Linked DNA regions of Homo sapiens: region 1 is linked to region 2. The links are chromatin loops, found by intact Hi-C in ENCODE. Cell type or tissue: Caco-2. All regions are shown on one strand.

Region 1 (8,000 bases), 240 kb before region 2:
CACCAGAAGCTGAGTGTGAAATAACAGTGTGAAGTGACAGCCAGAAAGATGAGACTGTAGACTGCATTAGGAGAGAGACAGTAATAGATGTGACTTTTTTTTTTTTTTTTGAGACAGAATTTTGCTCTTGTTGCTCAAGGTGGAGTGCAATGGTGTGATCTCGGCTCACTGCATCATCTGCCTCCTGGGTTCTAGCGATTCTCCTGCCTCAGCCTCTGGAGTAGCTGGGATTACAGGCATGCGCCACCACGCCCGGCTAATTTTGTATTTTCAGTAGAGACGGGGTTTCTACATGTTGGTCAGGCTGGTCTCGAACTCCTGACCTCAGGTGATCCACTTGTCGTGGCCTCCCAAAGTGCCAGGATTACAGGCATGAGCGACCGCGCCCGGCCAGATGTGACCTCTTTCTTACTGATCAAATGCTTGGGAGAATGCATTCAGTTCTGAGTTCTTTGCTTTAAGAAGTAAATAGATAATCGTCACCGCATGAAGGTCTAGAAAGACATTTAGGAGAAAAAACACAAAAAAGAATAGGGTGGATATTTGAGGAATCAATTAAGATTACTTTTTTTTTTTGAGACAGAGTCTTGCCCTGTCGCCCAGGCTAGAGTGCAGTGGCACAATCTTGGCTCACTGCAAACTCCACCTCCCGGGTTCAAGGGATTCTAATGCCTCAGCCCCTCGAGTAGCTGCAATTACAGGTATGTGCCACCAAGCCTGGCTAATTTTTGTATTTTTAGTAGAGACAGGGTTTCACTATGTTGGCCAGGCTGGTCTCAAAGTCCTGACCTCAGGTGATCTGCCTGCCTTGGCCTCCCAAAGTGCTGGGATTACAGACCTGAGCCACTGTCCCCTGCCTGAAATTAACAATTATTAATACATCTTATGTTAGATACGGGGGATGACAGAGGAGAAGAAAACAAATATTCAGTACACATACACACACACACAGAATAAATGCCCATAACTATTACAGTTTTTGTTTCTGTAGCTGCTCACATGGTTTTTGGCTGGTATTTATAACGACTTGCTTTCACTACCCATTCCAATTCTCTTTGTCTACAGTTATTCATGACTCTTTGCCTGGTGGGGTAACCCAAACCTTTATTCCTGAAGCATCTGGGCCACTAGCAGTCTTGTCTGAATTGGGTTGTAGTTTTCTATTGGCTTACATCATGAGACATGAGAGTACACCCTAGAAAATCTGACTGCAGACATAATTCTCCATATCCTCACTGTATAGTAGTGACTGAATTTCCCATTGCTAGTCAGAATCAGTCTTACTAGCCAATAGAGTAACCTTATTTGCCTATTGATTCAGTTCTATGAGGAGCCCCAAGTGGCATGGTGGCAGTCTTAACTATCAGAAAATGGGATTATTGTTGTGACACCTGGTAGAAGAATTTCTCCCTTTGGAACTAAGACCTCTAAAACAGCAAAAGCTAAAAGTGAAGGGATAGAAAACTAAAATTGTGCTGGTGGGTCACAGTTATGGGGGCTATAGTGAGAGGACTCATTCTCTCTTCTACCTGGTGATTTCTGGTTCCATGAATCTTGCTATGGGAGGAAGAGCAGCATAAATTGGATGCAGATTTAGAGTATATTTCACATCCTAGAGGACACTGCCCCAGCACCAAAACGTGTTGCCAACCAGATGGTCTTCAAAAGGCCTTCCCTTGGATTCTCCTTTAGTTTTTCTGACTTCTGGGTCAGGTGTGTGCATTCTTTTTTTTTTTTATTTTTTTTTTTTTATTTTTTTTTTTAAGACGGAGTCTCGCTCTGTTGCCCAGGCTGGAGTGCAGTGATGCGATCTCCACTCACTGCAAGCTCCGCTTCCTGGGTTCACACCATTCTCTTGCCTCAGCCTCCCGAGTAGCTGGGACTACAGGCGCCCGCCACCACGCCCGGCAAATTTTTTGTATTTTTAGTAGAGACGGGGTTTCACCGTGTTAGCCAGGATGGTCTCCATCTCCTGACCTCGTGATCCACCTGCCTCGGCCTCCCAAAGTGCTGGGATTACAGGCGTGAGCCGCCGCGCCCGGCCAGGTGTGTGCATTTTTAATCTGGCCATTAAGAAGCGCCCCAGCGGCCGGGTGCGGTGGTTCACGCCTGTAATCCCAGCACTTTGGGAGGCCGAGGCGGGGGGATCACGAGGTCAGGAGATGGAGACCATCCTGTCGAACACGGTGAAATCCCCGTCTCTACTAAAAATACAAAAAATTAGCCGGGTGTGGTGGCAGGCGCCTGTAGTCCCAGCTACTACGGAGGCTGAGGCAAGAGAATGGCATGAACCCGGGAGGCGGAGCTTGCAGTGAGACGAGATCGGGCCACAGCATTCCAGCCTGGGCGACAGAGCAAGACTCCAACTCAAAAAAAAAAAAAAAAAAAAAAAGAGGCGCCCCAGCTTCTGCAGGATATCCACACCGCCAATTTCAGAGACAACAAGAACTGACATGGGTTTCAGTCTGCCTTTGTGGGATTGCAGCTCATGCTTGTGGGTTCCAGCATGACTTTGATCTGCCACTCTTTATATCCATTTTTTTTTTCCTGACTACTTGCCCTCTGGAATTAAAGTTCCAGCATCAGACACAAAGGTAACAGCCACGCATAGATTGCCTAACCAGCTTCCACAATTGTATAAGAGAAATCTCTTAGTGTTATAGCTTTTCTAGTAAAATCCTCACTGATAAAATAAGCAACGCCCCCAAGCTTTTCTCCAAACTGTCTCTCTGTGTGTGTCTGTATAGAGAGAGAGAGCTTAAAAATCTGCCTTCACAAACATGATCACTCTGAAATCTCAGAATATCTAGACTCCATTAAGTATCAAACTTCAAGTCTCTTCTCATTAAGAAAGACAAATGTGTGTGTGTGTGTGTGTGTGTATACATATGTGTGTTTTGGAAGCCTAGGAAGTAAATGGGGAATAAATATATACACACATACATATACATACACACACACACACACACACATATATATCTTTCTTAACGAGAAGAGACTTGAAGTTTGATAATAGAGTCCAGATATTCTGAAATTTCAGAGTGATTATGTTTGTGAAGGCAGATTTCTAAGCTCTCTTTTAAAAAAAGGTTATTTGAATAATTAGAGAGGTTGAATAATTAGAAACGGAAATTTTTTTCACAGGTTCTGTCCTCTATCAAAAGGTGCTTTTCCTTGGGTATACTGGACCCCAGTATTTCCAGTCACACTCTTTATCTCCACTCTCTGTTTCCTCAGGGATTGAGAAAGGGGACAATGTGGCAGAAGAATCAGACCTCTCTGGCAGACTTCATCCTTGAGGGGCTCTTCGATGACTCCCTTACCCACCTTTTCCTTTTCTCCTTGACCATGGTGGTCTTCCTTATTGCGGTGAGTGGCAACACCCTCACCATTCTCCTCATCTGCATTGATCCCCAGCTTCATACACCAATGTATTTCCTGCTCAGCCAGCTCTCCCTCATGGATCTGATGCATGTCTCCACAATCATCCTGAAGATGGCTACCAACTACCTATCTGGCAAGAAATCTATCTCCTTTGTGGGCTGTGCAACCCAGCACTTCCTCTATTTGTGTCTAGGTGGTGCTGAATGTTTTCTCTTAGCTGTCATGTCCTATGACCGCTATGTTGCCATCTGTCATCCACTGCGCTATGCTGTGCTCATGAACAAGAAGGTGGGACTGATGATGGCTGTCATGTCATGGTTGGGGGCATCCGTGAACTCCCTAATTCACATGGCGATCTTGATGCACTTCCCTTTCTGTGGGCCTCGGAAAGTCTACCACTTCTACTGTGAGTTCCCAGCTGTTGTGAAGTTGGTATGTGGCGACATCACTGTGTATGAGACCACAGTGTACATCAGCAGCATTCTCCTCCTCCTCCCCATCTTCCTGATTTCTACATCCTATGTCTTCATCCTTCAAAGTGTCATTCAGATGCGCTCATCTGGGAGCAAGAGAAATGCCTTTGCCACTTGTGGCTCCCACCTCACGGTGGTTTCTCTTTGGTTTGGTGCCTGCATCTTCTCCTACATGAGACCCAGGTCCCAGTGCACTCTATTGCAGAACAAAGTTGGTTCTGTGTTCTACAGCATCATTACGCCCACATTGAATTCTCTGATTTATACTCTCCGGAATAAAGATGTAGCTAAGGCTCTGAGAAGAGTGCTGAGGAGAGATGTTATCACCCAGTGCATTCAACGACTGCAATTGTGGTTGCCCCGAGTGTAGAGTGGAATAGGATAAGCTCCTTAAATTAATTCATATAAACCTCTAAAGTTTTTCAGGGAGATAGCTTCCTTATGCTGTTTTACTACTGGAAGAAAAACACATTTAACACACAATTCCAGTATTCCAGCTTGGTGTCAGGTATCCAAGCACTGTGGAGAACATTTGAGTAGATCTTTAGAGAATTAGGGAAAACTTTTTAAAAAGTCCCTTTGAAAGAAGACATATAAAGGTCACTGACACCCTGAAAAAAAGAAGGCAAGATAAAGATATAAGGGCCCTTATCTATTATTATTTTTATTAACAAAAATATATAAAACATGCCACCAGAGAGTATTTATGGAGTTTAAAATTGGAGTGTGTTGCTTACTTTTGGAAGCATGGGAAGTAAATGGTGAATGATGGCTGTTTGAAAGGGAGGATGCATGATATAAAAGTTGTATTCTTTTTTTTTTTTGTGACGGAGTCTCTCTCTGTCACCTAGGCTGGAGTGCAGTGGCACGATCTTGGCTCACTGCAACCTCCGCCTCCCAGGTTCAAGTGATTCTCCTGCCTCAGCCAGGAGTAGCTGAGTATTACAGAGTAGCTGGGATTACAGGCGCGTGCCACCATGCCTGGCTAATTTTTGTATTTTTAGTAGAGACGGGGTTTCACCATGTTGGTCAGGCTGGTCTTCAACCCCTGACCTCAGGTGATCTGCCCACCTTGGCCTCCCAAAGTTCTGAGATTACAGACGTGAGCTACTGCACCTGGCCCTAAAAGTTATATTCTTAGACCCTTAGTGTTCCATGAATCACAGTGTGTAAGAATTCATAAGGGAAAGAATAATACATTTTGTATACATACATAATAATATATAACATAATTCTTGTAATCCATGTTGTGTTTAACAAATCTTTGTTGAGTGCCTAGTATGATCCAGGTGGTAGACTAGATGTTTGGAATTGCATTGTGAAACTTAAGATTTTTTACACATCTGCTTGTGCTTTTCCTTGGTCTACGTTGGACTTGCCATAGCAGGTAGGCATATTAACTTTTATTATTTCACAGGCTGAAAATACCTTTCTGTTCTTTGAGGGTTCCTAGCCTTGTGATTTGGAATCAGAATGATCTGGAGGAGAGTCTGCCACTTGATAACAGTGGTAAGTTACTTAACCTCTCAAGGCCTCAGTAATCTTATGTGTTTAATGAAAAAAAAAATAGGGTGACCTGAGATTTTGTGTTAGTTATGGGTATTGGTTCCAAGCAACAGAAATGGACTCTGAATGAAACAAGCAGAAAAAAGCCTTATTGAAGGCATGATGGGAAGATGTCAGAATCAGTGGGAGCACTAAAGAACCAGATTTGGAGACTATTACTCACATATCCATTTACTGCCAAATTGTCCACAGAATAAGTCCAAGAAGAGGCCAGTAGTAGAATTCATCCAATGGAGACAAGATTATTTGGGTTTAGCAATATGGGGGAGGACTAACACAGGTCATCATAACCATCTGATCTGCAAGGATCTCTTATAATCTTGCTCTTGAAATTATTCTTCTCTCTTCTGCGTTATAAATTTTCCCAGTCTACTTGATCAGTACCTCAGCCTACAGACATACCTTTATGATTGTCATCTTAAAAAGAAACTTCTCCTCAATCCCGGAAAGTCTAAACCAAGCTCATTCAACCCATGTACTGCAGACCATATGTGGCCTGGGAAGGCTTTGAATGTGGCCCAACACAAATTCATAAACTTTCTTAAAACATTTTCATCATCACTGGCCATCAGAGAAATGCAAATCAAAACCACATTGAGATACCATCTCACACCAGTTAGAATGGCGATCATTAAAAAGTCAGGAAACCACAGGTGCTGGAGAGGATGTGGAGAAATAGGAATACTTTTATGCTGTTGGTGGGACTGTAAACTAGTTCAACCATTGTGGAAGTCAGTGTGGCGATTCCTCAGGGATCTAGAACTAGAAATACCATTTGACCCAGCCATCCCATTACTGGGTATATACCCAAAGGATTATAAATCATGCTGCTGTAAAGACACGTGCACACGTATGTTTATTGCAGCACTATTCACAATAGCAAAGACTTGGAACCAACCCAAATGTCCAACAATGATAGACTGGATTAAGAAAATGTGGCCCATATACACAGAATACAATGCAGCCATAAAAAATGATGAGTTCATGTCCTTTGTAGGGACTTGGATGAAGCTGGAAACCATCATTCTCAGCAAACTATTGTAAGGACAGAAAACCAAACACCGCATGTTCTCACTCATAGGTGGGAATTGAACAGTGAGAACACCTGGACACAGGAAGGGGAACATCACACACCAGGGCCTGTTGTGGGGTGGGGGGAGAGGGGAGGAATAGCTTTAGGAGATATACCTAATGTAAATGACGAGTTAATGGGTGCAGCACACCAACATGGCACATGTATACATATGTAACAAACCTGCACGTTGTGCACATGTACCCTAGAACTTAAAGTATAAAAAAAATTATGAGATTTTAACTTTTATTTATTTATTTTTTAGCTCATCAGCTGTCATTAGTTTTAGTGTATTTTATGTGTGGCCCAAGACAATTCTTCTTCCAGTGCGGCCTGGGGAAGCCAAAAGATTGGACGTCCACCCATGGTCTAAACAGTCTTACAGAAGAATTCCTTGAAACAGTTTTCTTTTTTTTTTTTGAGATGGAGTCTTGCTCTGTTGCCCAGGCTGGAGTGCAGTGATGCGATCTCCACTCACTGCAAGCTACGCCTCCTGGGTTCATGCTATTCTCCTGCCTCAGCCTCCCGATTAGCTGGGACTACAGGCACCCGCCACCATGCCTGGCTAATTTTTTGTATTTTTAGTACAGACAGGGTTTCACCATGTTAGCCAGGATGGTCTCGATCTCCTGACCTCGTGATCCGCCCGCCTCGGCCTCCCAAAGTGCTGGGATTACAGGCGTGAGCCTCCGTGCCCGGCCGAAACAGTTTTCTTTACTTGTTATTTCCACTTTTTCTGCTTCCATTTTCTCCTGAGCTCACTTCAGTTGGCTTTTGTCATCATCAATCTATGGAAACCATTAGTATGATTGTCACAAATGGCCTCCTTGTGGCCACATTTAATGGCCAATTTTCACTTGCTCTTAGCCAAAAGGCCAAGAAGCGATCAATGACCAATTTTCAATGTACCCAACAGCCTTTGACAAAGTTGATTATGCCTTCCTTTTTTGAAACACTTTCTTCACTGAACGCTACACTCACTTTAACTCCTACTTCATTGAGTCTTCATTTTCCATTTCCTTTGCATTTAAATTCTTTCATGTTACTTCCTTGTTCTCATGCTCTTCTACAGCAGCGATTCTCAAACATGAGTACACATTAGAATCATCTGAAGGTCATGTTAAAGCAGTTGGCTGGGCCCTAGTTCCAGGGTTTCTGATTCAGAGTTTCTGATTCAAAAACTCTGAATTTACATTTTTAATAAATCCCAAGTAGTGCTGATGCTGTTGATGTAGGTACTACATCTAGAAAATGTATTTTTCTTCCAGAATATCCATGGTGACAATTTAGCAGATGAATAAATTTAGGCTTCTGTGAACAGAGGAGAAAATAATCCCCCTGACTCCCGATGCCACACTGCTTCCCTGTCTTCTCATGGGAGCCGTCCCCTCTTGGGTGGCCCATTGTAGTCACAACGCTACAGCCCTGCTTTTGTCTGGTCACTGGACTAACCCAAGAGTGGGGATATCAGCTCCATGGCAGGCAGCTGGAGGGGCTCATTACAG
Region 2 (8,000 bases):
GTAGAAATAGTTCTAGAAATAAGGCTAATAAACACATCTAAGAACACTGGTTGCTTTCTAAAATTCCCAAAGTTCCACCATAAATGTAATCCTTAGTGTTTTAAATGATTGCATTTTAAGGTATATAAATATGGGTTATCCAACATCAATGCTATAGTAACATCCTGAAACAAAACAAGCACAAAGGTATAAATGCCTAAACCGGAGGAAACTTGAAACCCTCATGTTAAATCTTTTTTTTTTTTTTTTTTTTTTTTGAGATGGAGTCTCGCTCTGTTGCCCAGGCTGGAGTGCAGTGGCGCGATCTCCACTCACTGCAAGCTCTGCCTCCCGGGTTCACGCCATTCTCCTGCCTCAGCCTCCCAAGTAGTTGGGACTACAGGGGCCCGCCACCACGCCCGGCTAATTTTTTGTATTTTTAGCAGACACGGGGTTTCACCATGTTATCCAGGATGGTCTCGATCTCCTGACCTCGTGATCCGCCCGCCTCAGCCTCCCAAAGTGCTGGGATTACAGGCATGAGCCACCGCGCCCAGCCCATGTTATATCTTCAATGTAGTATTTCTAACTTGTGAAGACAGATTGGTAGGCAGCCACTTTTTTGTGTCTTAAAATAACTGGGAGCATAGTTAAAATTTTATACATCAAGTGATTGCTATTATTGAATGTTGCAGGTGAGATGTGGTTATTTTTAGTTTATTTGAAATGTCTGACTGGAAATGGGGGAGGGGGAAGGAAATATTTGAAATTTGGAAAACTCTAAACCTTTTGGTAAGAAATTGTAATTTTCACTTAAAATTTTCTTTAAGGATATAAGAGGTTTATAATTGATGTAGTTAAATTGAACAATAATCATTGGTGACTGGAGCAGGTAATTATAGCCTGCAGAAAAAAATTATAATCTAAGAATTGAAAAAATAAGATCCTGAAGTTGTTTAATTGCATCAGTTTCTGTATTTATGTGAATTTATAAACTGCAGTATGTTTTGAATGAGGTTAATCTTGTTTAATATAAGTAAATGAGTCTGTAGACTATGATCGCCCCAAACTAAAAAGTACAGTACCTGAAACTGTGTTCTTTATGGTTGTAGTGTTAGTAAAGCACTAATATGCAGAAAATAAAGGAATTACACAGTGAAAAAAAAAAAAACCAACCAGGACAGCTGCCAACAGAGAATTATCTGGCACAAAATGTTAACAGTGCAGGGGTTGAGAAACCCTGGCAAAGTTTAAGAGCAAGTACCTGCTACAGAAACATGTTGCTACCTGTCATTTTCCCTGTCTCAGAAGTGGATTAAGTCAATCTGTACTGTACAGAGGGAGGGGACTTGAAACCAGCTTATTATTATTATTATTACTATTGAGACAGAGTCTCGCTCTGTCACCCAGGCTGGAGTGCAGTGGCATGATCTCGGCTCACTGCAACCTCCGCCCCCCGGGTTCAAGTGATTCTCCTGCCTCAGGCGCCTGCCACCACGCTTGGCTAATTTTGTTTTGTTTTGTTTTTGAGACGGAGTCTCACTCTGTCCCCCAGGCTGCAGTGCAGTGGTGCGATCTCGGCTCACTGCAAGCTCCGCCTCCCGGGTTCACACCATTCTCCTGCCTCAGGCTCCCAAGTAGCTAGGACTACAGGTGCCCACCACCATGCCCAGCTAATTTTGTTTTTTTATATATTTTTAGTAGAGATGGGGTTTCACTGTGTTAACCAGGATGGTCTCAATCTCCTGACCTTGTGATCCACCTGCCTCGGACTCCCAAAGTGCTGGGATTACAGGCGTGAGCCACCGCGCCTGGCCAAATTTTTGCATTTTTAATAAAGACAAGGTCTCACCATGTTGTCCAGGCTGGTCTCGAACTCCTGGCTTCAGGTGATCCGCCCGCCTCGGCCTCCCAAAGAGCTGGGATTACAGGCGTGAGCCACCGCACCTGGCTGAAACCAGCTTATTTTTTAAGAAACAAAGGTTCTCCTTGCCTCTCAGCTGGGATAAAACAGGTACTGAAAGTATTTTAAGCATAATCAGCCTGCAGACAACACCCATAGCACACACTATGACATGGACCAAACTTTCTTGATGAAATATTTCCCCAGGACAGACCTTAGGCAGTTACCTGGTTCTACCACCACCCAGGGGAGAAAACAGAGTTTCTCTTGCAAAGGACAACAGCCTCCCTCATTACCCAGCAGCACGGCACATGCAGCCAGACACTGAAGGTGTACAGCATCATCACAATGTGAGGCAACCACAGATGCCTTGTCATACAAAAGGAGGCCCATCTATGAGTTGACCAAATACCCGTTTGACCTGGAGAGTCCCGGTTTACACCACTGTCCCAGCATAATAAATAGCACCCACTTTCACTCTCAAAAGGGGCAGGAAATACGGAACATTTGCCTGGAACATCTTGTCATGCCAGAAAGCAAAGAAGCTGTCAATGAGAATTAGGGTTATGTCAAAAGGATTCAGGAGCCAAGGTCCAGGGGCCTCCACTGGTCAAAGGTGAAATAATTTGAGCATCAAATTATAACTCCAGCAGACTGATCAATACCAAGTATGTTTAAATCCATGAGTGCAGGCCAGGTGCAGTGGCCCACACCTGTAATCTCAATACTTTGCAAGGCCAAGGAAGGGGTAGCACCTTAGCCTGGCAGTTTGAGGCTGCAGTGAACTACAATTGCACCACTGCATTCCAGCCTGGGTGACAGAGCAAGACTCTGTCTCAAAAAAACCAATAAAAGCAAAAAGCTATGAATGCATTGATTTCTACAGACTTGACTGCCTTTACAGGAAGCAAAAAGTAACTAGCTCATTATTCTGAAAACAGGCAAATAAAGAGGAGGATCAAGCATTTTCTTGCCTTCCCTGTATGAACTATATCTAAGGGTAACCTAAGTTAATGAAGGGAAATTTCTTACAATATTCCAACTACTAAATGATGAAGCATTTACAGAACTAACGAAAGAAGCAGATCTAGGCTTCTAAAATCATATGAAGAGAAACAGGGCATGTCACAATCTATAATGTGTTCTTGCCAAAATGTGAAATATGAATCTGATTACACCACTAAACACTTCTACATTTTTAGATAATACAGAAGGCAGGGAAATATGTTAAATCACGCCATGGGTATGCAAACAGAAAATGCAGAATGATTAGCTGGGCATGGTGGCACATGCCTGTAATCCCAGCTACTTGGGAGGCTGAGGCAGGAGAATCGCTTGAACCCGGGACAGGGAGGTTGCGGTGAGCTGAGACTGTGCCACTGCACTCCAGCCTGGGCAACAGAGCGAGACTCCAGCTCAAAAAAAAAAAAAACAACAGAAAATGCAGAATGTAAAAAACTCTCCAGGATAAATGATCGAGTTTTTTAAAATGAATAAATCTCAAGAAGAAAAGGATAAGTACTACAGATTATAAGCCTTAAGAGACAAAGCAACAAATTATATTATATTGAAAAATTAGGTGGGTTCTTAAAATTCACTGGATATTTTGACATTAAGGAACTGTTTTGTTTTGAGACAGGGTCTTGCTCTGTCTCCCAGGCTGGAGTGCAATGGCACAATCAGGGCTCACTGCAACCTCAACCTCTTGGGGTCAAGTGATGCCCAGCCTCAGCCTCCTGAATAGCTGGGACCACAGGCATGCACCACCCATGCCCAGTTAATATTTGTTTGTAGATGAGGTCTCACTATGTTGCTCAGGCTGGTCTCGAACTCCTCTCAAGCAATCCCACCTTGGCCTCCCAAAGTGGTGGGATCACAGGTGTAAGCCACCACACCCAGCCGCCCTTACCTTTTACAGGTACACACTGAAATGGTTATAAACAACACTTGGGATACACTTCGAAACTTCAGTGGGGGAGGAAGACGGGGAGGAAGGAGTGGACAGAGATGAAACAAGATTGATTATGAGTTTATAATAAAGTCAAATGATAAATACATAAGGATTTATTTATATAGGTTTGAAATTATCTATTATAAAAAAATTTCTAAAGAATAGAAAAATACAGAAAACAAAATATTTCTTAACATTTGAATAGATATGAAAAATCAGACTACCACAATCCCATGGGAAAAACCCCCTACTTAGAGGCTTTTCTGAGACACTGTCCTAAGCTCTTGGCCCCACAGGAGATAGGGAAGAGGCCAGATAGGAAAGTCAGCAAGGCCCAGCTCCTTCTGAAGCTTAAGATATGCCAACTTGCTGAAACCCAGAGGAATGCTGGCTGTGTATGACAAAAGAGCATCTGTGATTCAGGTAATGACAAGCAGCCCCCCGAGGCCTCCCCAGTCCCCACCTGCCTTTGGAAAACCACCCTCTGGGGAAGGCCACACTCAGGCCAGAAGCCTCCCACTGAGTCTGCCTGGCTGTCAGCCCTGCCTAGCTGCTCTGATAATTACGGGGGAAAAAAAGCTGATTTTGCATGTGGACCTCAGTATTACAGAGGAGCAGCAGCAGCCCCGTGTGGACATCTCAGATACATTTACGACCCAGTCAGTGCAGCCTCGTGGGCACAGCTAATGAGCCAGGAAGACCAAGGAGCGTCATTTGCTAAGCCAAAATTAGACACCATGCTGCCTAACAAGAACAGGTGATAAAACCACGTTTCAAAGTGGGCTGAGTAATACAGCTTTGTGTTAGTCATTACCATTTACCTTATTTACAATGGAAAATGAAAAAAAAAAATCTCAGTAAAAGAATCTGGTATTAAGAGGCATCAGAAGACAAACCACATTTTGCAATTATAGGACACTATCAACAAAGGACAAACTCACTCACTCAGCCAGGGTTCAAAGGCACAGCACAATGACACAGCAGTCAGTCCACGCTAGTTATGCAGCTTCCAGAACTTTAAACAGAAATGAAACCCTTAAGTGATGGCACAATAAGGAAGCTTCAACAGTTTACAAATATTGCATCTTCTCATTTTTAAAGAAATGTATTTTTTTTTAATGCCTACAAATATCTTTATTTTTCCTGACTTGGCACTCATGCAAAACAGGTCGCTACCAGCTCATCATCCCCAGTGGGTGTCCAGGACCCCTAGTGCCTTGGATGACAAGGGTCTGGAGGGCAGAGACCATTTAGTAACAAGAGGTAGGTGACAAATGCATTTCAGGGCAAGATGCTGACAAAGCAATGAATACAGGCCCAGAGGATTTGCAGGAATATCCACGGGTTCTGAAGATCAGGTACATCCACGAGACATAAGCTCTACGAGGTCAACAGCTTCTCCCCCTATTTTATTCATGGATGTGTCTCAAGCACCCAGAAGAGTTCCTGACATGTTTGTTACAGGGCCTCAATAAATACTTGGGAAATGGGTCCAATGAGAATGGGGTGAAATTAATTTTATGAACTATAAAGTGCCATCAAATATAGGGCATTAATACTAGAGTTCATCTTTCAGACTCATTTTAATTATAACAGTTCTTTCTAGAGAACTGTTTTTTAAAATACTCTGATGTTTATTCAGTGATCAATAGCAAAATACTAACTTCCTAATAGTTGGTGTGTTGACAGTTGTTATAGTGCAAGGAATAATGGACGGGGAAGTTTTACAGATGAGGATAGAATGTTATAGCCTGACACAGATGAGGCTCCAAATAATGTAAAATTCACACAGTTGCCTGGGAGCAGATCCCAGCTGGGGAGGGAAGATCCAGCACGGGGCAGGAGGGCAGGAGTGGTCATGGGAAGATGTTCTCACGGGCACACAGCACAGATACCCTGAGAATGCCTCGGGTCATGGGCTGTCGCATGCATCCCCAACGCACAACCCCCAGAGGCATCACGTCTAGTCTCTCATTCACCACGGCATTCCCACGGCCAGGTGCTCAGAGGATGTTCAATAAATGTTTGTTCAATGGAAAAGAGAGGGGGTGGGGGAAGAGTCTGAGCTATGACCCTGCAGGCAAGACAGAGCCCTCAGGAAGATGAGGTCCCAGCTACCAACACGTGTCAAGGTTTTGCCTTTACTCCCAGCTTTGTTCGGCAGGGGGACACAGACAGTCCACTGAAGGAGAAAATCTCAGCCTGAACTGAACCGCAGGAGACTGCTTCCCTCAAACATTGGAAGAAAAATTGTTTAGCACCACTTGGGTAAGAGATGGAAGCAGCTATGCTCTCTGGAAGCTCTAAGTAAGCCAGGCCTTGCCTTTCCCGCGTTGGCGAATGGGTGGGAAGGCGATGGGACCAGTGCTTTCCTGCAGCCATCACCTTGCACCCCGCAAGGCCCTGCAGTGAGAAAGATGAATGATGGTGCTGCCTGCCACCTGCTATGCTCACTGCACCAGCGGCTCCTGGCGGTGCTGGGTCTTCTGGTGCCGGTTGAGGATGGACCTCTGGTTGAAGCTTCGCCCGCAGGCAGGACAGTGGTAGGGCTTCTCCCCTGTATGGATTCTCTGGTGTCGGACCAGCCGCTCCCCTTTGCTGAACCGCTTCCCGCACACCTGGCACCCATATGGCTTCTCGCCAGTGTGGGCACGCCGGTGCACCGCCAGATTGGCATTCCTGCTGAAGCTCTTGCCACACTCGCAGGTGTAGGGCTTCTCCCCGGTGTGCGTCCTCCGGTGCACCTGCAGGTGCTGCCTGCGGCTGAAGCTCTTCCAGCAGTCCCCGCACTTGTAGGGCTTCTCCCCAGTGTGGCTGCGCTGGTGCACCTCCAGGTGGTGTCTCTGGCTGAAGGTTTTCCAGCACTCGCTGCACACGTAGGGCCTCTTTCCCAGGTGGGTTCTCTGGTGCTTCATCAGGTATTCTCTCAGGGTAAAGCCCTTCCCACACTCCACACAGCCATAAGACTTCTCTTCGTGGGTTCGCTGGTGCCTGACGAGATTGGAGCTCCGACTGAATCCTTTCCCACACTCAGGGCACTGGAAAGGCTTCCAGAAGGAGCTGTGGGTTTTGACTTCGTCAGGCAGGGGGATGGCACCGTGCTGGGGAGGAGGAAGCCCAGGCGCACTGCCTGCAGGGCCACCAGGCTCCTGCTCACAGACCCTTCCGAGCCCAGGGCCCTGGAGAGAGGCTTCCCCAAACCTCTCTGATGTCAGTGCCACCAGCGCCCCTTTCAGGTCTTCCTGTGGGGGTTTTGCCTCCTTTTCCTTGCTCCCACCGCCTACAGGACAGGAGGAGATAAAGATTGATTCTGTGGTAGCCGCAGGACATTTACATGTTAGAACTCTGCTTCACAGGGGTCCCATTCATGGTTCCTTCTCTTTTTTCCTTTGACCAACAACCTCAACTCAGGCTTTCCTTACTTCTTTTTCCTTATTTCCACCTCCATGTCTTTTTACAGAATAGTCTGCCAAATTCCAGTGCCCGCCCACTTATCTTGCTGCTAATCTAGACCTTTACTTCTTACAAAATGTAGCTCAATAATTTCCTCTAAGACACTCACCACGATTATTCTCTTACTCTGGGCCTCTTCAGCACTGTGCACCTAACTAGCACTTTATTATTCTGTACCTATTTACATGTGACTTTGTTGGAAATGCTGTTTCCATTCATCCAGATGTCCTGCGCCTTCCCCAAACGATTCTACACCTGCTGTAGCACAGGGCAGCACACAGCTCTCCAGACCTTCCAGGTGCCTGCTCAGTCCCCTGTCCTGCCCACATGCTCCCTCTGCCTAACCAGGTTCATTCATCTGGGTCTCCTAGGAGCCTGGCAGGGGACTGACTCAGGGAAGATGCTTGCTAACTGCTGGCTGAATGAATGAAGCAGGCTTCACTGAGGCTCCTGCAGGAGAACGCCCCTAGGTAGCATATTTATCAGGACTGAGACCATGACGCTGCTGAAATGCTCAGCTTCACCCTTCCTTCATCCTCACTCTGATCCTTCTTATATTCTCTCTAAATTAACGGAACAGGTGTTTATGGAAGAGTAACAGAAAGGGGAGGAGAAAAAAAGAAAAGAAAAGGTATTGGGGAACAAAGAGGCAAAGAGAAAAAAAGAAAAGGAGAAATAAGTGGTGCTTAAAGCGGAAGAGTCCTTTTAGGCAAG

Evidence for each region. Hi-C counts contacts between places; a loop is a spot of excess contacts. Peaks named below come from ENCODE experiments on the same cell type or tissue, not always from the same donor. Only the 100,000 strongest peaks of a DNase experiment are listed, where the experiment ranks them.
Region 1: a loop joins it to region 2, with 19 times the contacts of the local background. A loop is called at or near these places in 2 of 110 quality-filtered maps.

Annotation. Positions count from the first base shown.
Region 1 is chr7:99,872,289-99,880,288 of GRCh38, reverse strand. It overlaps OR2AE1 (olfactory receptor family 2 subfamily AE member 1), which reads left to right and starts at 3,256. Exons shown (of 1, transcript NM_001005276.1): 1 at 3,256-4,227. The coding sequence starts at 3,256. The coding sequence ends at 4,227. In Caco-2, CTCF peaks have their summits at 3,312 and 3,548; a DNase peak (open chromatin) is centred at 2,307.
Region 2 is chr7:99,628,304-99,636,303 of GRCh38, reverse strand. ZSCAN25 (zinc finger and SCAN domain containing 25) reads right to left here. Exons shown (of 8, transcript NM_145115.3): 8 at 3,896-7,113. The coding sequence ends at 6,284. It also overlaps the pseudogene LOC442603. Among named protein-coding and RNA genes, the nearest start is that of ZSCAN25, 15 kb to the right of the region's middle. RefSeq lists an enhancer at 5,821-6,467. In Caco-2, no CTCF peak of the experiment used is centred here; DNase peaks (open chromatin) are centred at 4,450 and 6,315.